Regions from separate parts of the Homo sapiens genome. Here all the other regions are linked to region 6. Evidence: chromatin contacts called from ENCODE Hi-C or POLR2A ChIA-PET data. All regions are on one chromosome and are shown on one strand. The core of a region is the stretch at or near the end of the contact, and the rest is flanking DNA. Distances in the headings are between cores, read along the strand shown.

Region 1 (3,396 bases), core at 273-2,772, 2.2 Mb after region 6:
GACCCAAAACATATTATCTAGCTCTATCAATTAATCTTTCCCACATCTGCTTCTAAACCTCTAGTGGCTACTGCCTCAAAGATGTATTCATACCCTTTCACCAGTGGTTGTCAAAATGTGGTCCTCAGATTATTTGCATCAGCATTATTTGGGAACTTTTGAAAACTACAAATTCTCAGGTTTCCTCTCCCCCCGCCCCACCACCAATGCAGGAATGCTGAGAGAAATCGCTATTTTAATAAGACGCCCCGATGATTCTGCTACCTGCCAAATTTTGAGAACCACCTTCATACATAATCTATCTACTAGCCCTGCCTGAAATATCAGGGCCACATCTCCTACACAAGAAAAGCAAACCCCAAGAATAAAACCTAGGTTGCCACACCTAGATAATGTGATAATCTATCACACTGTCAATAGGGAACAGCAGAGAGACATGGATGAGTGTGTTCTAGAAAGGATCTCTCCTGGTAAAGGGTGGGAAAGACCTTTACAGAAAGCCCAGGTTGGCAGTACTAATTCAGAGTATAGATGATCACGATCCCAACTCCACCAAGAAAGCTGGGGAGAGGGCAAGGTCAGAGGGGCAAAGACTTTTCTCCAGGGATGCTTTCTTGGGGGAGAGAAAGCTTTGGGAGAAGAGGAAATTGGGAAAGGGACAGAGTCCCAGGCTGGTCCCACCTCCAGCCCGTGGTCCTTGGCGCGTGTTGCGCCGGCCTCCACAGCCAACAGCTCCTCGAGCGTCAGACGCTTGGCATAGAAGTGGGCCACAACGCGTGGCCCTGACCCGACGTGGGAGCTGCGGTAGTCAGTGCGCTCCACGCGGAAAGCGGCAGCCGCTTCGCCCAGCTCCTCGCGCAGCTCGCGGTTCAGCCCGTCCTCTAGGCTTCTGTCCTGCGTGTCCACGAATCCGCCGGGGAAGCCCAGGCGTCCATCGAAGCGCATCTGCATCTGCGGGAGGGGGAAGCGGGGATTGGCAGGGGCGCCCCAGAGGAGACCACCAGAGAGGGTGCGGGGCTCAGGCAGAAAGTGGCCGGGCGCGCCCCCTTCTCACCAGTATGGCGTAGCGCAGCGGGATGCGGCCGAAGAGCATCCCAGGGTCCGGCGCGTAGAGGAGAGCGTGGCACGCATGACGCCAGCCCGACCCCAGCGCCAGGGCCTCGCCTAGCTCCAGCCTGCGGGCTCCGGCCATGGCCGGACACTGCTCCTCTGCTGTCCCGAAGGCCCAATGGGCAGAGGGGCGGGTCTCACCTCGGACCAATCCGAGCCTGGGCGGTGCTGCAAGGCCCAATCCCTGCAGGGATAAGGGGAGGAACCTAGGCGCCTGGGGGCGGGGCGCCGCGACCGGTGCGGGAGGCAGCTAATCAGGGCGGGGCTTGCAGACCGGGTTGAAGTCCAGGGCCCAGGAACCCTAGGGTAACCGAAAGCAGCCTCTGGGTTGGGCCTGCGGTGGGGCGGGGCTAGAGGTGTGGCCGCGCCCTAAACCTGGCGCAAGGCCGGTACCTAAAGGCTCCTGGGAGCCAAAAGAGCAAGTCAGGGAACTAGCTTTGGTTGGGTTCGGTGGTACACAAAGCACAAGGCCTGGGTTGGGGTTAGGAGGAAATGAGACTTGCGGCGGGTCGGGGCTGAAGATGTGGCAGCGCCCTGAACCTGGAGAAAGGCTGGTACGTAAACGCCTGCGTCGCAATCTGGAGTCAGCTGGAGTGTCCCGGCAGGTGAGGAAGAGCTGGGGCGCTCAGTTGAGTGCTGGGAGCCAAAGAAGTAATAACTACCTTTGGTTGGGTGTGGTGGTACACAAAGCACAAGGCCTGGGTGGGGGTTAGGAGGAAATGAGGCAGGGTTGGCCTCAGACACCAAGGCCTATCCTAGGGAAATGGAGATGGACAGGCGCCATGGTCTGACAACTATCTTGAGTGGTGAAATTGAGGGGACTTGGTGACTGAGTGAATGGGGAAGAGGGAGCGCTGGGCTAGTGGTGGTTCCGAGTTTCCTGGATGTGGTGTCATTTTCTGAGAGGGGGAGAGTAGGAGAAGGGTGAGCAGTGATAAGTGTAGTTCTAAGGAATTGGGGTGGCCATAGGCAGTGGGCAGCTGATCGTGGGGGTCTGACGCACAGGGAGTGGCACATAGAGAAGTCACAGGGCAGTGAGATTTTCAGGGGAAGGGTGGGGGTGGAAGGAGCTGTGAGTGAAATCCTGTGGCACAGGACTGGGAGTGAGGAGGGGTGAGAGATAGAAGAAGCCTCCTAGGCTTTCTAGTCTTTCCCTCAAACCCCCTCAGACCTCTGAGCTATGAAGGAGGGTGGGTTACCCTACCACAAGGGCAGAGGCCTACTCAGGGCCTGATGCTGAGATGCAGGATCCCTCACTCCAGGCCAGGCCTTCCCCACCCTGCAGAGCGCCCCTACACCAGGTGTCGATATTGATTATGCAATAGAAAGCAGGAGGCAGCTCCTTGAGGGGGGCTGGGCATAAACTCACAGCCTGTAAGTGACGGCATATGGTGGGAAAGAGTCCGGACCCACCCAGAAACAGGTTTGTGACCTTAACAAGTCACTTAACTCTCTCAGATCCCAGCAGCTCATCTGTTAAGTGGAGATGATACCAACCTATTAGGGATGTTGAGATATGTTAGGCACTTAGAACAGTGCCAGGCAGAAAGTAAATGTAGCCATTCTTGGAGTTGAGGGTTGGGGCACAGTGCTATGTCTTACGTTGAGGAGCCAGGGCTGGGCACATACCTATAATCCCAGCACTGTGAGAGGCGAGGTGAGAGGATCATTCAAGGTCATGAATTTGAGACCAGTCTGGGCAACATAGCGAGACCCCGTCTCTACAAAAAATAATAATAATAAATAAAGACCCAAGTGTTGGAACTGAGCTGCACTCATCACGCTCCAGTGTTTGAAGGAGGGATGAGCTGTATGACATCATCTTTCCTAGCTTAGTCTTCTGCGTTGTGGGGCAGGGATATTATCTAATAACATGAAGCAACTGCATTAAAGTGATGAGTCTGTAGGTGTGATACAATTGTCACTGGCCTGCTAGAGTTCCAGGGGGTTTGGAAATAGCCCTGCTTTAACATTAGAGTCACCTCGCAAAAAGCTTCTAAAAATTTTTAAAAGCTGCCACTTTTTCCTACCACAGACCAGTTGAATCAGAATGTATGGGGTCCTACAGGGACATATGCGGTTTTTAAAATATGTTTTAGGTAACTAATAACCAGGGTGGAGAACCGGGGCCTTCCCCCTTCCACTAGCATTCCAAAGGCGACTTGGTTTTTCTCCTAGATAGGCTACCTTTAATGATTTAGGATCAAACATGCCCTTTCCAGATCTTCAAGCTGTTCTTTCTTTCCTGGTTACTTGAGACTTTAAAGATGGACTTTTCAAGATGAC
Region 2 (3,688 bases), core at 532-3,031, 2.7 Mb before region 6:
CACTTGAGGTCAGGCGTACAAGACCGGCCTGGCCAACATGGTGAAACCCTGTCTCTGCTAAAAATACAAAAAAAAAGTTGCCAGGCATGGTCGTGGGCACCTGTAATCCCAGCTACTTGGGAGGCTGAGGCAGGAGAATAGCTTGAACCTGGGAGGCAGAGGTTGCAATGAGCCAAGATCGCACCATGGCACTCCAGCCTGGGCAACAAGAGCAAAACTCCGTATCAAAACATAAAAATAAAAAGGGGTGCAGGAGGGGGTTCATATTAAATCAGCCTCCTAAGTTAACTTTGGCAAAAGAAAAACAGCTTCTGGAGGCTTCATCTAAACCTAGTAGGATCTACCTGGGAAAGGGCTAGGCGATGTTCCAGGGAAGAATTGAGCAATAGGCCCCAACAGAAAGAGTGTACAGGAGCACTGACAGGCCTTTCCAGAGGATGATCTAACATCTCCCTCAGCCCTAACAGAGTAGGTTAGAAGTAGCCCCAGGGGAGAGAAAGCACTCCTAGCACCACAAACCATCACTAAATTTACATTTCACTCTCAAGTGTCAAAAGGAACTGTTACCTTTGGACCCTTGTCAAATGCGAATTTATGACATCTGAATCAATATTAGACAAATATAGAGCTGTTCAAATCTCCTCACTTTAAGACCCCATCCCTCCCCCAGTGCCTCCCTCATGGTTGTGAGTTGTGCCTGAATACTCTTCATCTGTAAGAGTTTCACTTCTGCACCTTCCCGTTGGTTAATTCGTTCAGCACAACGGTCCAGACTCACCCACCAGTCACGGACACACTGGGCAAGCCTGGTTTCAAGTCAGGGATCACCTCTCCAAAATGGGCCGCCCAGCTTATCTCTGAAGGCCAGCTGGATTCTCGCCTCAAAACCCAGGCGGTGGGTGGCAGTGTTTCAACTGCTCAGTCCAGCCAAACATCGAGAGTAGCCTGCGCACTCCCAGAAAGGCCACCTGCTTCCGACACGTGCCTTTGCTACCCATCAAGGCGAGGCATGCTAAGGCCCTAAAGAGCTCGACCAGGCATTCTGCGGGCAGAAGTTCCACAAGTTCCTGCACGCGCACATCCCCCATTTCATGTTAGTGGAGTATGCCCAAGTTCAGTTTTCCTGCTTCCACAAAGGAGAAAGAACCTACCATCACTCTTTCATGGGGCACGAGAATAAGCACATGGTTTTTACTGAGCGCCTATCATTTTGCTATCTATGGTCTAACGATACACTTGTGAAGGAAGAATTATTATTAAAATGACCCACAGAGATTTAATAAGTTGCCCAAAAGCTTATGTTAAGTGTTGAGCTGGCTAGAGACGAGCCAGATCCGTCTAAATCCCAAGGGTTAAACAGTATGAAAAAGCACACAGGTGCTTCTGCTGGTTATACCCGCCTCCACGAGAAACGCTACAGGTTTTCAAGGTGAACACCCTTGCTCCGGCCCCTCCAGGCACCGTGCGGATTGGCAGGGAGGCCTCGGACGCCGCAAGCCGGGCACGCAGTGATAGGTCGCGGACGCCAGGGGCGGGACTCACTTAGGCCCCTCAGGACTCACTCGCTTGTGCTGCGCGTCAATACGGCGTTGGCCCCCTCCCAGCAGCGCGGTCCGGCGCTTGTTTTCGATGCGTTCGTTAACAGAGGTGGCCTGGCTGCAAAGGCTGCGGACCGCGGCGCGGAGACCGCTCGCCAGAACGCTGAGCCTTGCCCCGACCGCCGCCACCCGTAATGCCGCCGCCATTTTTGCTGTGCCGGCGCGTCCCCTACCGGCGCACCTGAGTACGCATGTGCTAAAGCGTGGGTACGGCGCTTGCGCAGCATCGGCTGGCTGTAGGGAGCCGCGGGGGCTGGACTACAGAACCTGCTTGGGAGTAAGGCGTGAGAGTTCGAGACCCGGTGCTGCCCGAGGAGGGTCGCGCAGAGAAAAAGTACAGGGCCTGCCTGGCTGCACAAAAAAGGGACATAGTCCTTGCTCTTCTCTGACCACCTAGACCCTTAACTTTGTCGTCCCACTTCCTACAGAAAATGATTATAAGATTTAACCAACATTTATTAAGCATTGTGCCAGGTGTTGCTTTTTGCACTTACCATGCACTAGCTTACTATCTGGATTTCACAGATGAGGTAAATCAAGCACAGAGAGATGAGTGATTTGATCAAGAGGCAAGACTGAGGCCGAGGTAGGTGAGCCCAGGAGCCCAAGACCAGCCTGAGCAATATAGTAAGACCCCACCTCTACAAAAAAATTAAAAATTAGCTGGGCATGGCGGCTTGCACCTGTGACCCCAGCTACTCGGGAGGCTAAGGCGGCAGGATGGCTTGGCCCAGGAAGTCGAGGCTGCAGTGAGCCGTGATTGCATCACTGCACTCCAGCCTGGGCAAAACCCTGTCTCAAAAAAAAAAAAAAAAAAAAGCCAAGACTGACAATGTGGTTGGCCAGGATTCAAACTCAGAGACCTATCATTAATATGTGCCAGATAATGAGCACAGGACCCTTAACCTCTAATCAGTAGTTCTCAAAGTATGGATCCCATTAAAGAAAAAACTATTCATGACACTTAATTATTCATGTTTAAGAATGGTAAGGCAAACTTTATTCAGGCCCAATCTGACAGAGGTAGGGATAGAGTTTTGCCATAAGTCAGAGCGATTGGGCTGAATATAGCAAAGTGGTAATTTATAGCTAAGGGGCAGTGTGTGGAAGTCAGTGGATGGAAAATTACTAAGAGGAAACATTGGCGGGGAATCTGGCTAAATTGACCTAACAGGATTCCTGCCCAAGGCAGGTCAGGGTAACTGAACATCACCTGGGGGATGGTGGCGGTATGGGTCAAAACCAGATATGGAGAGTAATCAGATATCAAGAATGGAGGATTCTGGCTAAACTGACTTGGCAAGTTTCTTGCTAAAATGGAATTCCACAAGGAATGACATGGGAGCCCACACTCAGGCCTAGTCAAAGAGAGAGCTCAGAAGAGCCTGACCAATGTTTGATCAAGGAGGGAATCTTGTCAATCCAGCAACTTCAGTATCACCTGGGAGTGAGTTGGAAATGCAAGCTCGAATTCTCAGAACTTACTCCAGACCTTTAAATCAGAAACTCTGGGGCTGGGGCCAGCCATCTGTTTTAGCAGATGACCTTTAGGTGATTCTGATCTGCTTGCTAAAGTTTAAGAACCACTGCTCTAGGAATTTGGAATTGTACTGTTGAGAGCTTGACCATCTGTTTCTCCCACTAACAGGCAGGTCTTCAAGACAAAGAACATGGTTTATATTTCTCATTTTTAGCCACAGAAAACTGCTAAAGTTGATCATGAGCCCTTCCCAGATCCAGCTCATAGCCAGGGCCTTCATAAAGTACAAATTCTGACCTATGACCTTAATGTTAATGCAATTCAACTCAGAAAACATTTTTGAGCACCTACCATGTGCCAAGAACTAAACATCAGTACTGATTGCATTTCCTGGAGTAGTAACAGTTCATCTAGATAGAGAGGGCAGCTTAGAGGCCAAAGCCTCTTGGCTAGGCAAAGCCCACCTGTATCTGTATAACTCCGTAATGGGTACTCTTGACCTTGCATTTGGGTCCTTGCTTTAAAGACTTTACCAACCTAGAGAGGCAGATGGACAACCTAGAGAGGCAGATTGCCTTGGGAGCACAAGAGAGAATTTGAGTAAGGCTGA
Region 3 (3,630 bases), core at 269-2,768, 2.7 Mb after region 6:
TTGCAGCCCGGTTAAAGGCAGAAGAAAAAAAAATGATCACGCACAAGTCAGAAGTCAGTCCAAAGAATAAGTGTTGTTTCAGGAGGGGGAAAAAAAATCACTTATTCACAGTTGTTCAACAATTTTAAAAATAATCAGTGCTGTGTAGGAAAAGCATTAAATATTTTAACGAGGCCAAAGGGATCATGTAACATGTGAATGACGATCTAATGTGTCCAAAGTGTACAGTGAACAAACAGGTTCCGCTGTCAGCCTCCTAAATGATGTTTTGAAATAGGGTGGAACTTTAAGAAAAGCACTCATCTCATAACATTTCATTAAATTCACTGGGTTTTTTTTGTGAATTGAAAAATAATGAGTTTTTTCCCCAATGCTAGACATAATAAAACATGGCTTGCTTTCTTATAAATGAATCCTGCCACACACCACATCGAGGCTTGAAACGCCAATATACAGAGATGCAGCCCCATCCCCTTGTCCCCCATTTCCACTTCCCCTCGAGTAATTCCTTTCAAATAGCTATTTAAACATGCACAGACGCTATCTGAAATGAAAACTTCCCTCTCATTCCCTAAGCTGAAGAGAGCAGGAATTCCTCAAGAAAGCTGAATCAAGCTCAGTCACCCACAGAACCTCAATCTCTCAAATGCCCCATGTTACCAAAATAAAAGCTGGATACCCTAAGTAAGCAAATCCTTGGACACTTCACATACACAGTAAATAAATAAGCTCACGAAAATAAAAAGGTGGAAAAACAAAGACAACTTAAAAGCAAACCACCACACCCTCAACTCCGCGTTGCAACCGGTCGGCCAGGGGCCTTTACCTTCATTTTCCATCGAAACTGCACTCGGGTTGATGGCTACAAAGTCTTTAGTGTCAGCCACGGCCACACTGGGAATAGAGAGGAGAGGAGGAGGACAAGGAAGAGAAGCCCCCGGAATCCCAGGCTGTCACCCCCGCTCCCGGCCACGCGTCCCACGGCTGCTCCCACCACCCCTAGCAGCAGCATCTGCAAGAGAAACCAGGAGAAGCGGCGCTGACGAGAGGCTGAGGAAGGAGTTCCCCGCCCAGCCACTATCTCGGGAGCCCCCCTCCCCAAGATCCCGCACCCGCCCCGTCGTGTGCCCGCAACGTCCCCAGCTCACGCCAGCGGGGCGGCGCCCTAGAGATGCCCCCCCATCCAGGGGATACCCGAACCTCCCCTTCCTTCAGAACCTGGAAGTTTCTAGAAATGGGGGCAGGAGGTAATACTGGTACCCACCCAAAGCCCCGGACAGCCCTCCTCCAGGCTGCGGGGTCTCAGCCGCGGGGCTCGCGGGGGCGCCCCGCGCGCCTCGGGAGAAGAGGAGCTGCTCGCGGGGCAGCGGTGCGAGGCGGGAGCCTGCTCCCGGCGTGAGAAGAAGCGAGCGGGAGGGAGGAAGGGAGGGAGAGAGGGCGGGCGGGGAGGGGAGAGAAGAGGAGGTGAGGGGACCCGTCACGGTCCGCCGGGCCGGCTCCGCGAGGCCGTGCTGGTCTGCTCCCGCCTCCGACTCCTGCGCTCCGCCCCTCCCCGCCGCCGGCCGCCCAGTCGCGCCCCGCACTCCTGGGCCAGCCGCGAACCCAGCTTTGTCACTATTACTTCCGCTGAGAGAGGTGCGCGCAGGCGCATTCGTGTTCACGGGCTGGGAAGGCGGAAGTGAAGTGAAGGCCGAGACTTCGGCCCGGAATGGACAATGTTTGGGTTTGGATCCGTCCGGTAGGAGGTCGCTCGGGGTTGGTGGCCCGCCTTGTTCTTGCTGGCGCCTCCCTTACCCCAGGGACGGTGTCCGCCCGTTTATATGCACCCCCTGAACGCGAGGGTCGGAGATTCGCCCACGCCCCGTGTCGGCCACGCATTCCCGTGGGGCGGCCGCGGGGTCGGCCCAAGCTGAGAGTCATGGCCGCTGTCCCCGAGGCGTTTAAGCGCTCTCTACAAAGTCTGTAGGGGAAGCTGCTCCCGTCGGGGTGGCAGTCACAATCTCAGCAGGCAACGTTGAGGCCCACGGAAGGAAGGGGCGAGGTGTCCATGCTCCTGCCAGGGACTGGAGCACCGTGAGCAGCCTCCCGAGTCTCGCACTCTCACTTGCAAAACCCTGCACTGACTGCTTGGTTCTTGGGGGAGCCGGTAATCGCGGGGCGACTTCCCAAAATTCTTTAAGGGGTGTGCTTAGTTACCATGTGTAATGAGAGAGCAAGGTTCAGCCTCAGAGAGCTCCAGGGAGAGCTAATCTTTTTCATTCGTTTGTGGTATATGGAACTGGGGAGAGGCTGGAACAGCAATTAGAAACCAGTCGTACAGCTGTCGAAGCCAATGAACGAGCACTTCTTTTAGCAGCTGTACCTTTGTCCAGTGTCAATGCCTTTTCACACGTAAACATTTCACTTGCTCGGCATCTTACCCAGACCCCTAATAAGTGCTTTTTAATGAACGATTGGTTTTAATAAACCGTGGTGAGCCAGACATATAATGTTGAACAGAAGTCCTCTCACACCCATAACCACTAGAGGGCAGGGCTTCACCTACTGAGTTGGTGATCATCCTACAGAGAACTCAAAAGAAAATTTCCGTATATGCTAGATGTGTTTTTCTCCATCAACACTTAGACACTTTACAAATTTGCTTTTTATCTCAGGTCCTGTAACATATCGCAGTGTGCTCTCTAACCACACGTTCAACATCAGAATTAACGGACGGGGTTGCCTGTGTTTCTATATTTGTTCCCAAGTAAGTGGTACTAGACTAGGATTGAAAATTCTGGACAGCTTTCTAGATTTACCTTTCTTTTAAGAAATATTGAACTTTTATTCAGCGAGGTCACTTTTAAAGATGAACCCATAAAAATCACTATCAAGTAGATTTCTAGTCTTAACGAGTTAACTATGATCCACCTCTGGCATGCATGGTCAGTGATTTTTGTCTGCACAATGACGGAGCCAAATTAACGGACGGGGTTGCCTGTGCTTCTATATTTGTTCCCAAGTAAGTGGTACTAGACTAGGATCGAAAATTCTGGACGGTTTTTAGATTTACCTTTCTTTTAAGAAATATTGAACTTTTATTCAGCGAGGTCACTTTTAAAGATGAACCCATAAAAATATCAAGTAGATTTCTAGTCTTAGGAGTTACTATTTATGATCCACCTCTGGCATGCATGGTCAGTGATTTTTGTCTACACAATGACATAGCCTGTGATTTGTACAATGATTGTGATCTCTCGTAATCAATTTGTAACAGTTATTACTGTACATATTCGACCTTGAAACAGCATTATATTAAAAACAAAAGCACCTAAGGTAGGAAATTACACAATATAAATACTTTGATATTAACATATGCATTTACAAAATAGAGGGTAACTGTACAGAATTTGGTATTGGGTCACTTTAGCTGAAACATTTTTCTAAAGCAACTTTTCAGAACTATCTGTTGTATTAATATACTGCAATACTCTAGCATTAACACTGAATCTATAACTCCTCCAAAAGATTTATAGCTCCATGGTTTATTCCTAAAATGACTTAAACTGAAATTTTACTTTTGGTCCCCTAAATTATGAAAATCATTGTTCCTATTACTAAGCCAAAAAAGAAACTGGTAAGATCAAGATC
Region 4 (3,451 bases), core at 682-3,181, 2.5 Mb after region 6:
GGTGAAACCCCGTCTAATACAAAAAAATTAGCCGGGCATTGTAGCGGGCGCCTGCAGTCCCAGCTACTCGGGAGGCTGAGGCAGGAGAATAGCGTGAACCCAGGAGGCGGAGCTTGCAGTGAGATCTCGCCACTGCACTCCAGCCTGGGCGACAGAGTAAGACTCCATCTCAACAAAAACAAAAACAAAAACAAAAACAAAAAAAAGAAAGGCAGGACTGTTTCATATGAGTAGGTACAAAGTAAAATCACTTTTATTTCATCAGAATGTTAAATGTTTTGTTAGTTATCAAGAAAAGTGTGCTTTTGTTTTAAATCTATATAGAAATAACATTTTAAATTGAAAACTGCCTACACCTTGAAGTTAGGTTTTCATATTCAACAATTCCAAAGCTATGAGACAAAAACCTAGTTTTTAAGGATGGTCAATGGGCTTTACGTGGTGGTGTCCGTCAACCACAAAAACTACTAGGGCAATTAACCACAAAAATCCTCAAAACAGAACATAAGTAAATGCCCATTTACAACATTTTCCTTCTTAAAATGTATGAATCAGTTAAGTTGTACCTAATACCAGTGAGATTAGTTACCAGCTTTTTCTTTTCCCTTCCAAAGACACGTTAGTAAAATCTGCTGGAAAAACAACTACAGAGCAGGCCTCTAAATATACCTTTTGTTTTTACTTCCCCTTCACTGTCATAAAAGTGATGCCGTCTGGCCATACTAAGCTGTTCAAATAAATATATGGACTTACAGACTTTCCAGCTGAAAAGGGTCCTTCAGGTCACTCAGTAATTCTCCTTATTTTAAAGATGAGATTAAGGTTCCTTTTAGAGAAGGACAGAATTAGGGACGGACAGAATGAGAAGTTCACTTCTAGCGGCTCTTATTTTAAAGGACAGTCTAAACCCAGCAGTGCTTAAGTAGTCTGGTCCAGGCTGCAGAAGACTCTGGGACTAGGTTCCCTCCCGCCCACCCTCACAGACTCAGCCCTGCCACCCCCATCCCAGTCCACTTTTAGGTCATCCATTCCATTAGTCTCCTCTGCGCAACCATAAACCTACCCAAGAATGTGTCGCATTGTCTAGATTCTAGAACTATCTGTTCACTTGACAACACGCTCCCCCTCGAGGTTTGAGTGAACTTGGGCACTGCGAACACATCTTCTTTATTTCTGCATCCCCAATCCCTGGCATACCTCCTGGCATATACTAGGTGTTTAACAAACCTTGTTAAGGCAAGTAAGTGTCCAGCAGATCAACTGCCGCCCAAAGGAGAGAAAAAAGGTTAGTTAAGAAAGCTAGATGGGAACTTGGAGAAAGTTACTACCTTGTGCAAACTACCCGTTCTCGGTGAAACAGATCTGGCTGGGGGCAAAAGACAACGGAAGGAGTATTTATCACAAGTTGAAAACCAGTAGTTATCTTCCCAGGTAATAAGAGGAAGGCAATTTGTCACCAGTTTCTGCTACAGCACAAATCTACCTTTAAAGTAAATCTTAACCTTAAGGTAAAACGAACAATTCCTTGCTTCTTCACCTTTTTAAACATTTACATTTTGGCAAAGCAGGTTAACGTTTATTGAGGGGCACTGAGACTGGAGTACATCCGGAGGTAAGATGTCCAGGAAAGCGAGGAGATCGCAGCCATGGCGTCCTAGAGATTCGGAACCCAGCCCGGGCAGCTTGAAACCATTACCTTCCCCCTCGCAGGGGAGCCTGGCTAGCCCCAAGGAGGACAGTTCGCTTTACCTTTCCCTGTCGTGGTCGGAGCGGCGCCCGGGGCTGCCCAAGTCTTGCGGGTAATCGGGCAGGCCTCAAACTAGGGGCAACCACACCCACCGAGCGCCAGACACCGCGGGCCACGGCTGTTTGGAACCGTGGCCAGGGAGACGGCGCGGGGCATACTGGGAAGTCGGGGCGAGGCGGCACCAAGGCGGAAGTGTTCGCCGACCCAAGTAGGCGGAGAAAGCAGAGGAGGACCGGCGGGCCAAGCTTTCCTAGCCTGACAGCAGCCATTTCGGAACGTACGTCCCAGCCCTCTTTAGCTACTTAGCGCCTCTGGGCCCGAGAACACCTGCTCCTTGGCTCAGTCTGGCGCCACCGGCATCACGGAACTGTACTTCCCAGAGACGTCACACCGGGAGACTTCCGATTCCCGCTCTTGAGATTGGACTCTCACGTGCAGGAGCCAGTCCTCGCTGGGCTCTAGCGGGCTTCTGATGGAGGAGCTACTCCTCTGGGAGGACAGAGTAGGTGGGCTCTGCTGCAGGTCCGGGCGGCGGGTTGTGAGGGCCGAGGTGGCACGGTGTATGAAGGCCTGTGTTTGAAGACTTAGGTCAGACCTTTTGCCCGCCTTTCCCCTATGCAGCTCTATGCAACTGTCTGTGCAAGGTCCTGTAATTTGCGTAGGACGCCTTGACACAGTCTCTGCTTATGGACGCTTTACAAAACTATCTTGCAAAGAAATAAGTACTATACAGGATAAGGTTCTGAGATACTGACAGGGCTGGAACTAGGGTGAGATAAGTGTAAAATGTAAATGGATGCCAATAAAATTCAGTAATCAAGGTAAGTTTTAATGCAATCTCTAAAAATCAAAATTATAGCAAAAAAAATCCATGACTGACAAAATGTCACGATTTTAAGTAATAGTAACAGTACCGTGCTGTGCCATATTGAAGCCCGAGGTGTCAAAAGAAAAACCATCAATTCTGATCCTGCGAGTTAAGTTAGCCAGGTGAGGAAGCGTAGCTGGGCCAGATATGCAAAATAAGATGATGAAAAGAGCTCGTGGTTAGGGGTGTAACTGGATAGAGGGGTTCCTAGAGGCATGAAGCAGTTTTCCTTATACCAAAAACTATGCCAATTAAGAAGGGCCCACAAATCCAAAGCCTGAAAGAAGTTCCGTGACTGATTGTCAATACAAAAGAAAAACTTGATCCTTATCATAGGTCCTACACACCTTACTTTACTGAAGCCCAAATGCTTTGTGATTATGAGATGAATATGATATCTTTTTTTTAGCTTAGGACTTTTTACTTTGACCCCACAAAACAAATACTCTGTGCTGTAAGATGTTGACTATTACCACTTAAGAATCAAAGTTCACAGAACTTCTATACTGGTGTGTCAGTAATGGACTTCAACTGATTTTTCTTTAGAATTAGCAGCAGCCTCTGTCACCATCCAAAGATTACAACCCATGAAACCATTGAATTTGTGCCTTGTATCAGAAAGCAAAGGAGAATGAAAAAGCACAGCTAACATTGCTTGAGGATCTAGGTAAGAATTTATGATGTTGATATCTATGTTCTATCTAAAGAGCACTTCATAACATTTGCTATTGATTTAATGGTGCTGGAAGCAATGACTTGGTGCCCCATAACTAGCATCAATTGAAAATGTTTTCTGTTGTTTTAAACAGGCGATTAATTCTTTAGACTGTCATCAT
Region 5 (3,616 bases), core at 1,097-3,596, 2.8 Mb after region 6:
AATATGTTAAGGATGACTTAATGAGTTCCAAATTTATAGTCTTGAGGAATTCAGTGGGTAGTAGTGCTGCATATTGAGATGGAGAAGAAGGGAGGAGGGAATGTTGCAGGGATAATAACGATTTCAGCTTTGGATTAAAACATTTTGTGTTTCAAAGAATACTATCAAAAAAGTGAAAAGACAACAGAGAGAAAATATTTGCAAATAATATCTCCAACAAGGGATTTGTATCTAGAATATATAAAGAATGCTTACAACTCAATAATAAAAAGACAAATAAACCAATTAAAAAATAGTCAAATCATAAACATTTCTTCAAAGAAGATATATGAATAGAAAACAAGCACAATAAGAAAGATGCTTAACGGAATTGGTTATTAGGGAAATACAAATTAAAGCAACAATGAGATACCACTTAACAGCCACCAGGATAATAAAAAAAGAAGATAATAACAGTGTCAGCAAGAATGTGGAGAAATTAGAGCCCTCATATATTGCTAATGGGAATGTAAAATGGTGCCTGCACTTTGGAAAACAGTTTGGCAGTTTCTCAAATGTTAAACATAGAGCTACCATATGAGCCCACAATTTCGTTCCTCAGTATCTATCCAACAGAAATGAAAACATATGGCAACACAAAGACTTATAGACTAATGCTATGAACATAGGAACATTATTCATAATAACGTAAAAGTAAAACAACTCAAATGTCTATTAACTAACAAAAGGGTAAACAAAATTATTTGCAACAACAAATAAATGAAGTACTAATACAAGCTACAATAGGGATAATCCTCAAAAACATTACCCAAAGTGAAAGTCAGTCACAAAGACCACATATTATATATAAAATGTCCAGAAAAGGCAAGTGTATACAAACAGAAAGTAGATTAATGATTGCCTAGGGCTGGAAGGGGGAGGAGAAATGGGGGAGAACAGGGAGTGACTCCGAATGGTTTCAGGGTTTCCTTTTGGGGTAATGAAAATGTTTAAAATCAGGCAGGCTGGGCGCGGTGGCTCATACCTGTAATCCCAGCACTTTGGGAGGTCGAGGCGGCGGATCACTTGAGGTCAGGAGATCCAGACCATCCTGGCCAACATGGTGAAACCCCATCTCTACAAACAATACAAAAACTAGCGGCCGGGCGCGGTGGCTCACGCCTGTAATCCCAGCACTTTGAGAGGCCGGGTGGATCACGAGGTCAGGAGATCGAGACCACGGCGAAACCCCGTCTCTACTAAAAAAAAAATACAAAAAATTAGCCCGGCGCGGTGGCGGGCGCCTATAGTCCTAGCTACTCGGGAGGCTGAGGCAGAAGAATGGCGTGAACCCGGGAGGCGGAGCTTGCAGTGAGCCGAGATCGCGCCACTGCACTCCAGCCTGGGCGACAAGAGCGAGACTCCGTCTCAAAAAAAAAAAAAACAAAAACCTAGCTGGGCGTGGTGGCACGTGCCTGTGGTCCCAGCTACTCTGGAGGCAGAGGCATGAGAATCGCTTGAACCCGGGAGGTGGAGTTTGCAGTAAGCCGAGATGGCACCACTGCATTCCAGCCTGGGTGACAGAGCCAGACTGTCTCCAAAAGAAAAAAAAAAAGGCCGGGCGCGGCGGCTCACGCCTGTAATCCCAACACTTTGGGAGGCTGAGGCAGGCGGATCACGAGGTCAGGAGATCGAGACCAACCTGGCTAACACGGTGAAACCCCGCCTCTACTAAAAATACAAAAAAATTAGCCGGGCGTGGTGGCGGGCGCCTGTAGTCTCAGCTACTCGGGAGGCTGAGGCAGGAGAATCGCTTGAACCCGGGAGGTGGAGGTTGCAGTAAGCCGAGATCGCTCCACTGCACTCCAGCCTGGGCGACAGAACGAGACTCAGCCTCAAAAAAAAAAAAAAAAAAAAAAAAAAAAAAAAAAAAAAAAAAAAAAATTAAAATCAGATTATAGGGATGATTGCACAACTCGATAGATGTATTAAAAACTACTGCTTTGTACATTTTAAGCAGGTGAACTTTATGGTATGTAAGTTATATCTCACCAGAACTCTAAAAATCCAGCTTGGGATATATTAGTTTTCCTAAATATTCTTGAGTTCTCTTAACTCTGTTCTGCTGTCCTGGGAGTGAAGGCGTGTCTGAGCAGATTCTAGGGGATGTCAGAAACCTCAGCGTTCGTGAATGAAAGGTAGAAGAGCAGGAAGGGGAATAGATCTTTGTCAGAGCATCATTTTCTCCCTGTAGACTCGCCCAAAGTAAGACCACGCCTTCCCTAGTTTCCTAGCAACCGGTTTCCTACCCTGGCAATTCCTCAAGGCTCACTCTTTTTCGTCACTTCCGCTCGGCGACAGGAAGTGAGGTCAGACCGGTTGCTTTCCCGGGAGTTCGGCGTTTGCTGGGGCTGCAGCAGCTGAAGTGTAGTGTTTTCTTGGGACTGGCGGTCTGCACTTCTCTCCCGGGTTCCATCTCCCCCCGCCCGGTGGTGAGGCCCTCGAGGAGGGCTCGGACGGGTGTAGCGATCCGCGCTAGAGGAAGACGAGGCCCGGGAACGCATGTCCCCCAGGGCAGGTTAGGGGGCTGGAGGGGTCAAATCCCGGGGTACTTGTGGAGACTCTTTAGCGTGGCTTCTTCTCTCTGCTGAGACCCCGAGAGCTTTCCCAGTTCTCCTCCCAGGACCACCGGGGTTCCTGAAGATCGGGACTTTTCTGCGCCCCTCCACCAACAGCCCATCTCCTGTCTATGAAGAAAGACCCTTCGTAGAAACAACTTCCCCGCTGCTGACGCGTTTTCCCGTCCCGTCCCCGAAGTAGTCTACTATGACCTCGTTGTGAGCCTCTGAACGATTTTGACACTTTCCCGAGGCCTAGGGTAAATGTTTATGTGTGCTCAAGGTCGTGTGTGTATATGTGTGGCATTTATTTCCTGCAAAACCTGAGTTAGCAGAACCCTGGGGTACGTTTAGCTAGTGTATACTTTGGTCTGCTTTTCTTTAACATCTGTGGCAAGGTTTCTTGTTGCAGACCAGCGAAGTTTGCACCTTCTTTTAGCTGGGTGAGAGGGCACACTGGAATTAGGCAGGAAGTGTCCAGGAGTTAACTGAATTTTTAGATCTTAGTTTGACCTTTTCAGTTTTCAGTTTTTCTTTTTTTTTTTTTATTTTTTGAGACGGACGGAGTCTCGCTCTGTCACCCAGGCTGGAGTGCGGTGGCGGGATCTCCACTCACTGCAACCTCTGCGTCCTGGGTTCAAGCAATTCTGCGTCAGCCTCACGAGTAGCTGGGATTACAGGCACCCACTACCACGCCCGGCTAATTTTTGTATTTTTAGTAGAGACGGGATTTTAACCATGTTGGCCAGCCCCGTCTTGAGCTCCTGACCTCGTGATCCTCCCGCCTCGGCCTCCCGAAGTGCTGGGATTACAGGCGTGAGCCACCGCGCCCGGCCAGTTTTAAGCTTTTAATGTGTCTCTTTCTTATTTCCAAGAAACTACAGATTCTTGGACAAGAACTATGTCATATGGTAACTTTGTAATTCTCATAGCCCCAAGCACAGCACGGAACACATAGTAAAGGCTCATTAATATTTTAAATTTAAATATGAGAAAATAACACAAACTAACATTTTTGG
Region 6 (3,787 bases), core at 1-2,500:
AGTATGTACTTGTCTTCTGGTCAAAGCCCTTGCTTCGTTCTGGGGCAAACTAGGCTAAATGGAGGACAAACATGCTCGTAGGCTAACACTATACTTCCGCTGGGTTCCTGCATGGGAGCTGTTACTTTAAGCAACTAAGAAAAGCCGAAGGAAGAAGTCAATAGGAATTTCACAACTACATTTCTACTTCAACCTTGCCACCGAGAGTTTTCTTTTTCTTTCACGGGCTTAGAGACTAAGTCATCACAAAAGAGCTGCTACAAATGCGGCTGCTGAAAGCGAAAATTCAGCTCAAACTACTGGGCTGAGGTCAGCACACGGAATTACTCAGCCTAGACGTCACCCGATAAACGCTGCTCTGTGCTGGGCACTGCGGCCCCAGACCTAGTGCCCCCGGAGGGTGGCGCCGCCCGGGCCTTGGCTAACGCCGAGCGACGCGGGGTGGGAAGGGCGGCTCCACCGCGGATATCGGAAGGGGTCCCGGCCCTGGCGAGCCCAGCCCGAGGTGGAGAGCCTGCGTCACGTGGCGGCCCGCGCCCGTCCGCCCGGCCTCCGCGGCCCCTCCCGGACGCTTCCCCGGCAGGCGGGGGCGGGCACATGGGGCGCCGGCGCGCGGCCCGGGCCCCGAGTGCCGGCCTCCCGGCCCCTCACCTTCGTCACAGCCTTGGTGGCGGCCCCTGGGCCCGCAGCCCCCGCGCTGGCGGTCCCGCCGTCACCCGGCCGGGTCCCCGCGCCCGCCCCGCCGCCCGCCGCACCCGCGGCTCCACTGCTTCCGCCGGCGCTGCCCGCTGCGCCCGCGGCACTCGCCGCCCGGTTGCTCCGCTCCTTCTTCTTCTTCTTGTCCCTCTTGGCAAAGAAGTTGTCCAGGCTCCGCTCCTCCGTCTCAGCCATGGCCTCGGCCTCCTCGACCCGGATGGGTGGGGCCGGCGGCGGGCGCGGCCCGCGGGGCTCCGAGCTCGGGGTCGAGGCCGGCTCTGCGCTCACGCTGCCGGGCGCGGCGACGCCTCAGCCCCGCGGGGTCGCCGAGGCGTGCGCGGCGAGACGGGCGGCTCCCCCTGCGTGCTGGCGAGCGGTGGTACGGTCCGCCCGGGGGCTCGCGCGCCGCCGCTGTCGCCCGAGGCTGCCGGGGCTGCCGCTGCTGCTGCGACGGCGGAGCAGGATTCCGCTCTCCCCACAACCTGAGGGGAAAAGGCACGCGCGAGCCAGAGGTTCTGGCGAGAGTGCTCGGCTAGCAGCGGCGCGTGCCGGAGGAAGAGGCGCGCGCGCAGGCCTGGAGAGGAGGGGAAGGGAGTGGGGAGGGGAGGGAGAGGGAGGAGGGAGGGCGGGCCGCTAGAAGAGAGAGGAAGCGCCTGCGCCTGCGTATTTTGCTCTGCCTGCCGCTGTGGGATCGCCAAGGGGCGGGCGGCGGGAGGAGATGGAGGCGGAGCTGGAAAGAGAGCCAATCAGGTGCCAGGACGAAGCTCTTAGGTGACAATCCCTGACCCAGACGGGGCGGAGTCCAAGCATGGGGGCGGGGAGAGGAGGGCATATGCAAAATAAGTGACGTGCCGGGCGACTCCGGTTTCCCGATTGGCCGAGGGTTTAGTCTTGAGGGCGGGCATGTTGAGGGCTGGTTGATGACTTGGCTAAAGAGGTCCAGCAGGAGGGGCAGTGGGTTCCTTTTGGACGCATGCGCAGGATGCACGTGTGTTTCCTGGCCCAGAACAAACCGTGGCCCCATAGTAGTCGTTTGAACTGTCGCGAAACGGACAGGCACTGCGTTAAGCCAACTGTGTTAAAGATTGTTCCTCTCCTCTGATCGCTTCTGTACTTCCACCCCCTCTGGAGTGGCAACCATTACTTTTCTTCTTTACCGGTTGATTGTGAAAGTGAGAGGAGCAGTGAGCCTGAAGTTTAGGTCCCATTTACTAAAAGATCTTTCATAGGCTGGTTGGTAGGTAGAAAGGGATTTTGTCTGAACTCCACCCTCTGGATTATGTTTACCAAGGTCAAGTTCAATAAATCCTATCGTCAAGTCCCTAATCTGTAAAGTGGGTATACTATTTCTTACAAGATAGGGGGATGGAGGGAAGAGAGTCAACATTATTAGCTGCTCAGCACATTGCTTAACGCCCTGACTTGAGTCTAGATGATGATACAGTTTATCCTTAGCTTCTATCCCTGATAAAAGGAGGGGACTGTCTTATCATAGGGGTGGAGACCAAAATGCCCAGGCGAAAGCCAGGTTTAAATGGGTTTAAAGCCCATTTAAATACCCTTGGGGCCTTGAAAATGAAATGAATTCTATATGCAAAAGGTGGTCTAAAGTAAGCTCTTAAACTTTCTACTTCCTCCTTCTAAAAGCAGAAGAGGGAGCTGTCACAACCATTGAGGAAATGACTCAGACAAATGTTGGTAGCCATATGGGGTAGATAGAATCCAGCCAGTAAATGGAGAGACTTCTTCGTCTTTTCCTTTACAGTTACCCCATTAAAGTTTCTCTTTTCCTACCCCCTACTTACACTGCTATTAAAGAATTAACTTCTGGCTGGGCGCGGTGGCTCACGCCTGTAATCCCAGCACTTCAGGAGGCCGAGGCAGGCGCATCACCTGAGGTCAGGAGTTCGAGACCAGCCTCACCAAAATAATGAAACCCCGTCTCTACTAAAAACACGAAAATTAGCCGGGCGTAGTGGCTAACGCCTGTAATCCCAGCTACAGGTTGAGGCTGGAGAATTGCTTGAACCCGGGGGTGCGGAGGTTGCAGTAAGCCGAGATCGCCTCATTGCAATCCAGCCTGGGCAACAACAGTGAAACTCCGTCTCAAAAAAAAAAAAAAAGTCTAACTTCTGAATGTCAAAAGAAATCAAGGACCTAGCCTTGGCCAGCAAGTAGCTTGAGCTTATACATATACTATTCCCCAAACATGAACAGCTCCCAAGGTGACTTCCTTCTATGACAACATATATCTTCCTGTGATGCAGGCCAGGTTCAGTACTGCCCATCACCATCACCCTCCCTTACCATCGCTAATCAAATTTATTTTCTTTCTTTTTTTTCTTTCCTTCTTTTTTCTCCCTTCCTCTTTTCTTTCCTTCTTTTCTTCCTCCCCCCTCTTTCTTCCTTCCTCCCTCCCTCTCTTTCATTTATTTATTTATTTATTTACTTACTTATTTTTTGAGGCAAAGTCTTGCTCTTGTCACCAGGCTGGAGTGCAATGGCATGTCAGCTCGCTGCAACCTCTGCCTCCCAGGATCAAGCGATTCTCCTGCCTTAGCCTCCTGAGTAGCTGGGATTACAGGCACCCGCCACCACACCCAGCTAATTTTTGTATTTTTAGTAGAGACGGGGTTTCACCATGTTGGCCAGGCTGGTCTCAAACTCCTGACCCTCGTGATCCACCCACCTCAGCCTCCCAAAGTGCTGGAATTACAGGTGTGAGCCACCATGCCCGGCCCTCTCCCTCTCTTTCTTTCCTCATCTATGAAGCACTTATTTTGCTATATTTCGGGCAAAGTGCTTTATTCAAAAGTGAGTAATTTGTGATTCCTGCATTCAATTCCCTTATAATCTAGAAGAGAAGATCTAGATATAAATAAGTTTCAGTTATTTATATCTTTCTTAAGTCCTTATCAATTCATCATTGTCTTGAAAGAATTAATGACTTGAGAAAATACACAGAAGGAACAGTAGTTGAGGGCTGACGCTGCAGAATTTCCCACTACATTTTTCAGTGTGATTGATGGCATGATCCCAGAACTTGATCATGTGTAAGAAATTCAGGTCAGGCCAGTAGAGAGACCAGTGT
Region 7 (3,502 bases), core at 1,003-3,502, 2.1 Mb after region 6:
GTCACAGTCTTTGGCTCTACCAGTTAATAGCTGGGTGATTTTATTTAAGTTATGTAATCTCTGTATGCCTATTTTCTTAACTGTAAGATCCAGATAATTATACTATTGTCACAGCAGATTGTCATAACAATCAAGTGAGAAAATACACTGAGAGAGTAAAAATGAATACTATTAGTAACTGGACTGCAGTGTTTATAGCAGAACATCAATACAATATTTCTTTTTTTTTTTTTTGAGACGGAGTCTTGCTCTGTCACCCAGGCTGGAGTGCAGTGGCTCAATCTCGCTCACTGCAAGCTGCGCCTCCCAGGTTCACACCATTCTCCTGCCTCAGCCTCCTGAGTAGCTGGGACTACAGGCACCCGCCACTACGCCCGGCTAATTTTTTTTTGTATTTTTAGTAGAGAAGGGGTTTCACCATGTCAGCCAGGATGGTCTCAATCTCCTGACCTCGTGATCCACCCGCCTTGGCATCCCAAAGTGCTGAGCCACCACGCCCAGCCCATCATTACAATATTTCTTACAGACCGTACTGTAGGCCACACCACTGCAGCAAAATGACTAACAGTTCCTTATTCTGAGTGATTCCTGCTTTCTTATGAACATCATGCCCACTTCCTCTCTGTTCTTCCTGTCTCTAGAACAAAGACTATCAAGATATCCAATTGCTGAACTGTCCTTTCTTCTTGACAGCACCCATTCTAAAACAAGTTCCTGCTTCTCTGATGCCACTTTAAAATCACTCAGCCTTAAGTCCAAATTTCATTTCAAGCCCCTCCCAGGTCACTCTTTTGGAAACATCCTCAGACATATGCTGTCTTTTGCTGCATCAAGCTAATTAAACTTGACTTTGTATGAGTTCACGTTTTCTTCTAGTAGCCTTGGCTTATGGGCTTCCACAATGCTGAGCACATACTCTAGCACACTATATGGATAAGAAATGTTAGTTATTGGCAGTAGTACAGAAATCTTCTTATTCTCAACTTCTTGCATGTAGCACACCTCAAAACATGTTTGTTCAATGAAGAGCCATCCTTAAGTATCTGGGAAGCCAGGCAGCATGGCTAGAATGAAGAGATGTAGTTTTTCCTTCAAGGTCCAAAGTATTATTGAAAAGTGTCTAAGGTAACTGCAACAGCAATGAGTGGAATGAATGGACAAGCAAAGCAAAGATTTTTTAGCCCACTAAAGTCCAAGTAATGGCCAGGAATTGACCATTGTCTGGACCTGTTAAACCAAGATAGCCAGATCTCTAGTAAAAAGAGAAGGTTGAAATAGCTACACTTTAAAGTTCTTATTTCCAAATTTCTACAAACAGTAATCTGACAAATAAGGGAATTAGTAGAAGAATAAATGTCCTAGTCACATACATGGTTATTAGGCTAGATCTGGAACCCAAGACAGGGGATTTTTTGTGCAGGTGTATTAGCTATCTATTATTGCATAACAAATTACCCTAAAGCTTAATGACTCAAAAAAACGGTAATCATTTATTTTCTCTGGCAATTTCTCCTAGTCAGTAATTCATGAGCGGCCTGGCTGGGAGATTCAGGCTTAACGTCTCCATGAGTTGCAGCCGAGGACTGGTGGATCCACTTCCTAGGTGGCTCAGTCATGACTGGCTAGTTGATTCCTCTTTATATGTTCCTCCCTGCAGAGCTGTTTGAGTGTCTGCAGGAAATGAAGGCTAGCTTTCTCCACAGGGAGCAATCCAAGAGACAAAAACTGAAGTAACAATATGTTTTATGATCCAGCCCTAGAAGGCATACATCATTTCTATGGGTGTAGTCTATTGATAACACATGCCAACCCTGTTTCAGTGCCAACTCTGCTCCTCTGCCAGATGTGTTGTTTTGGACCAGCACCTAAATTCTGAGTCAGTTTCCTCATTTATAATAGAAAAATAAATACTTCCTTTCAGGACCGTTTTTTATGATTAACAAATATAGGATTATGAAGCGCTGCTTAGCATAATGCATTGCCTCACAACGGGCACTATTTAGAAGTGTCTTCATTTTCCTTAGCGTCCTCAGGAAGTCTGTCCTTATTCTTCTAAAGTTTAAACTCTGAACATCCCTTTTATTTTACCCCTGGAGAGGCGAGTCAGTCCCTTCCCACCCCTACCTACTCCAACTCACATCCAAAGTAGGACAACGGTGGAAGCAGAACTATAGTTTCCGGGGAGCGACTCGAGTGCCCGGAGTTCATTGTAAAACGCACCGGAAGTGGGTCCGGCGGCTTTCTTTCCGTCGCAGAGAGCATCGGCCGGCGACCGTTCCGGCGGCCATTGCGAAAACTTCCCCACGGCTACTGCGTCCACGTGGCGGTGGCGTGGGGACTCCCTGAAAGCAGAGCGGCAGGGCGCCCGGAAGTCGTGAGTCGAGTCTTCCCGGGCTAATCCATGCCGGGTTGGAGGCTGCTGACGCAGGTCGGCGCCCAGGTGCTGGGTCGACTCGGGGACGGCCTGGGTGCTGCCCTGGGCCCGGGGAACAGGTAGGAAGGTGTGAGGGTGTCCTACCTGCACAGTTGCGTCCTGAAGCAGTGGAATGGCCTGGTGCAGTTGGGCCTCCCCTGGGTGGAGGAGGAAGGGGCTCTGTTGAGACGTGGGACACAGAAGAATAAGGGCCGTTAACCTAAGGAAGCACGTTCTAAGGGGATTGAAGTGGTGATTTTTAAAAAACGCTTATGAGCCAGCCACTAGCAGCGAACGCTATTAACAGCAATCATATCTTACAATTAGTGAGCGTTTGCCAGGTACTAAGCGCTCTGCTAAGTGTATTAGGTGCCTTATGTAGCCTCACGGGAGCAAACTGCTATCATAAGGTTTACAGATAAAACTGAAGGTTAGGGAGGTGAGTTAATTTGCCCAAAGTCACTCAACTAATAAGTGGAAAATTAGGAATCTAGCCTGAATTTATCTGACTACAAAAGGAGAGTAGACTGCAGAAAGCTTTACTTCTGTTCTGACCCTCCATGCAAGAATTACACCCCTTCTTCCTGACCTCCGCCCACTAAGGTCTTTCTTGGTATGTTCACCTGTTCAGAGGTCATGCCTTTTGTGGATCTTTTAACTTTGCACACCCAGTTTCTTCACTTCTCTGAACCTAGGCCATGTCATTGCAGGGAGGAGGTGAGCTTGTTAGACAAAGATCAACATGCCACCTTCTGCCACCTCCACTGAATGTAAAACTATTAAGGTACACTTCCAAATGGGTTAGTGGCTTTTCATGTCTATAGGTAGGACTGTTTTTTGGGGAATATGTTTATCTGCGAGGAGAAGATGAATTTTTTTCTCCAGGGTAACGACTAACAGTTTAAATGTGAGCCTTATCCGAAGGAATGTGGGGAGTGAGGAAAAGGTTGGAGACCTGAAAAAAAGGTATACAGAATCCAAGCCCTTTCCCAAGGCCCTGACTACACTTTCCAATTTGTGACTTCCCTTTTCTATATTAAGTGGAGGAAGTTTTTAAATTGTGGTTTGGTTTTATTTATTTTTTCTTTT

What was found. A loop is a pair of places that touch in the nucleus more often than their neighbours do. ChIA-PET counts read pairs that join two places held with the same protein, here RNA polymerase II (POLR2A). Pooled maps may share reads with other maps.
Region 1: a map of CD8-positive, alpha-beta T cell shows a loop between it and region 6 (11-fold over the local background). The contact joins the promoter of NUDT16-DT here to the promoter of CDV3 in region 6. A Hi-C loop is called at or near these places in 2 of 168 maps with a recorded cell type or tissue (CD8-positive, alpha-beta T cell and naive thymus-derived CD4-positive, alpha-beta T cell) and 17 of 50 pooled maps. POLR2A ChIA-PET finds 5 or more read pairs at or near these places in 2 of 52 experiments (WTC11 and activated B cell).
Region 2: a map of B cell shows a loop between it and region 6 (20-fold over the local background). The contact joins the promoter of PCCB here to the promoter of CDV3 in region 6. A Hi-C loop is called at or near these places in 1 of 168 maps with a recorded cell type or tissue (B cell) and 7 of 50 pooled maps. POLR2A ChIA-PET finds 5 or more read pairs at or near these places in 1 of 52 experiments (T-cell).
Region 3: a loop to region 6 is called in a map of CD8-positive, alpha-beta T cell, with 9 times the contacts of the local background. The contact joins the promoter of ATP2C1 here to the promoter of CDV3 in region 6. A Hi-C loop is called at or near these places in 2 of 168 maps with a recorded cell type or tissue (CD8-positive, alpha-beta T cell and naive thymus-derived CD4-positive, alpha-beta T cell) and 12 of 50 pooled maps. POLR2A ChIA-PET finds 5 or more read pairs at or near these places in 2 of 52 experiments (CD8-positive, alpha-beta memory T cell and T-cell).
Region 4: a loop to region 6 is called in a map of psoas muscle, with 6 times the contacts of the local background. The contact joins the promoter of ASTE1 here to the promoter of CDV3 in region 6. A Hi-C loop is called at or near these places in 3 of 168 maps with a recorded cell type or tissue (CD4-positive, alpha-beta memory T cell, naive thymus-derived CD4-positive, alpha-beta T cell and psoas muscle) and 14 of 50 pooled maps. POLR2A ChIA-PET finds 5 or more read pairs at or near these places in 1 of 52 experiments (CD4-positive, alpha-beta memory T cell).
Region 5: a loop to region 6 is called in a map of CD4-positive, alpha-beta T cell, with 9 times the contacts of the local background. The contact joins the promoter of PIK3R4 here to the promoter of CDV3 in region 6. A Hi-C loop is called at or near these places in 5 of 168 maps with a recorded cell type or tissue (CD4-positive, alpha-beta T cell, CD4-positive, alpha-beta memory T cell, CD8-positive, alpha-beta T cell and 2 more), 2 of 37 single-sample maps with no recorded cell type and 15 of 50 pooled maps. POLR2A ChIA-PET finds 5 or more read pairs at or near these places in 1 of 52 experiments (Panc1).
Region 7: a map of B cell shows a loop between it and region 6 (17-fold over the local background). The contact joins the promoter of MRPL3 here to the promoter of CDV3 in region 6. A Hi-C loop is called at or near these places in 2 of 168 maps with a recorded cell type or tissue (B cell and naive thymus-derived CD4-positive, alpha-beta T cell), 1 of 37 single-sample maps with no recorded cell type and 9 of 50 pooled maps.

The regions. Positions count from the first base shown.
Region 1 is chr3:131,379,601-131,382,996 of GRCh38, reverse strand. NUDT16-DT (NUDT16 divergent transcript) reads left to right here and starts at 1,522. Exons shown (of 4, transcript NR_038976.1): 1 at 1,522-1,664. NUDT16 (nudix hydrolase 16) reads right to left here and starts at 1,223. Exons shown (of 3, transcript NM_152395.3): 1 at 1,055-1,223; 2 at 682-951. The coding sequence starts at 1,192. RefSeq lists enhancers at 215-783, 784-1,353, 1,645-1,914 and a silencer at 1,235-1,534.
Region 2 is chr3:136,248,433-136,252,120 of GRCh38, reverse strand. PCCB (propionyl-CoA carboxylase subunit beta) reads right to left here and starts at 1,781. Exons shown (of 15, transcript NM_000532.5): 1 at 1,563-1,781. The coding sequence starts at 1,745. RefSeq lists enhancers at 1,307-1,356, 1,987-2,046, 1,276-2,142.
Region 3 is chr3:130,891,972-130,895,601 of GRCh38, reverse strand. ATP2C1 (ATPase secretory pathway Ca2+ transporting 1) reads right to left here and starts at 1,518. Exons shown (of 28, transcript NM_001378687.1): 1 at 1,265-1,518; 2 at 827-1,012. The coding sequence starts at 832. It overlaps LOC107986023 (a long non-coding RNA gene), which reads left to right and starts at 1,681. Exons shown (of 3, transcript XR_001740492.2): 1 at 1,681-2,746. RefSeq lists a silencer at 1,264-1,653 and an enhancer at 1,744-1,963.
Region 4 is chr3:131,025,305-131,028,755 of GRCh38, reverse strand. ASTE1 (asteroid structure-specific endonuclease 1) reads left to right here and starts at 1,931. Exons shown (of 6, transcript NM_014065.4): 1 at 1,931-2,249; 2 at 3,162-3,282; 3 at 3,425-3,451. The coding sequence starts at 3,450. NEK11 (NIMA related kinase 11) reads right to left here and starts at 1,879. Exons shown (of 18, transcript NM_024800.5): 1 at 1,750-1,879; 2 at 754-826. RefSeq lists enhancers at 1,570-1,759, 1,840-1,899, 2,040-2,279.
Region 5 is chr3:130,745,559-130,749,174 of GRCh38, reverse strand. It overlaps PIK3R4 (phosphoinositide-3-kinase regulatory subunit 4), which reads left to right and starts at 2,346. Exons shown (of 20, transcript NM_014602.3): 1 at 2,346-2,857. RefSeq lists a silencer at 1,322-1,371 and an enhancer at 2,606-2,665.
Region 6 is chr3:133,571,149-133,574,935 of GRCh38, reverse strand. It overlaps CDV3 (CDV3 homolog), which reads right to left and starts at 1,250. Exons shown (of 5, transcript NM_017548.5): 1 at 652-1,250. The coding sequence starts at 891. RefSeq lists silencers at 282-671, 702-811, 832-1,371 and enhancers at 1,752-1,921, 1,578-2,079, 2,022-2,261.
Region 7 is chr3:131,501,721-131,505,222 of GRCh38, reverse strand. It overlaps MRPL3 (mitochondrial ribosomal protein L3), which reads left to right and starts at 2,252. Exons shown (of 10, transcript NM_007208.4): 1 at 2,252-2,493. The coding sequence starts at 2,402. LOC105374114 (a long non-coding RNA gene) reads right to left here and starts at 2,624. Exons shown (of 3, transcript NR_189111.1): 1 at 2,519-2,624. RefSeq lists enhancers at 2,354-2,423, 1,930-2,616.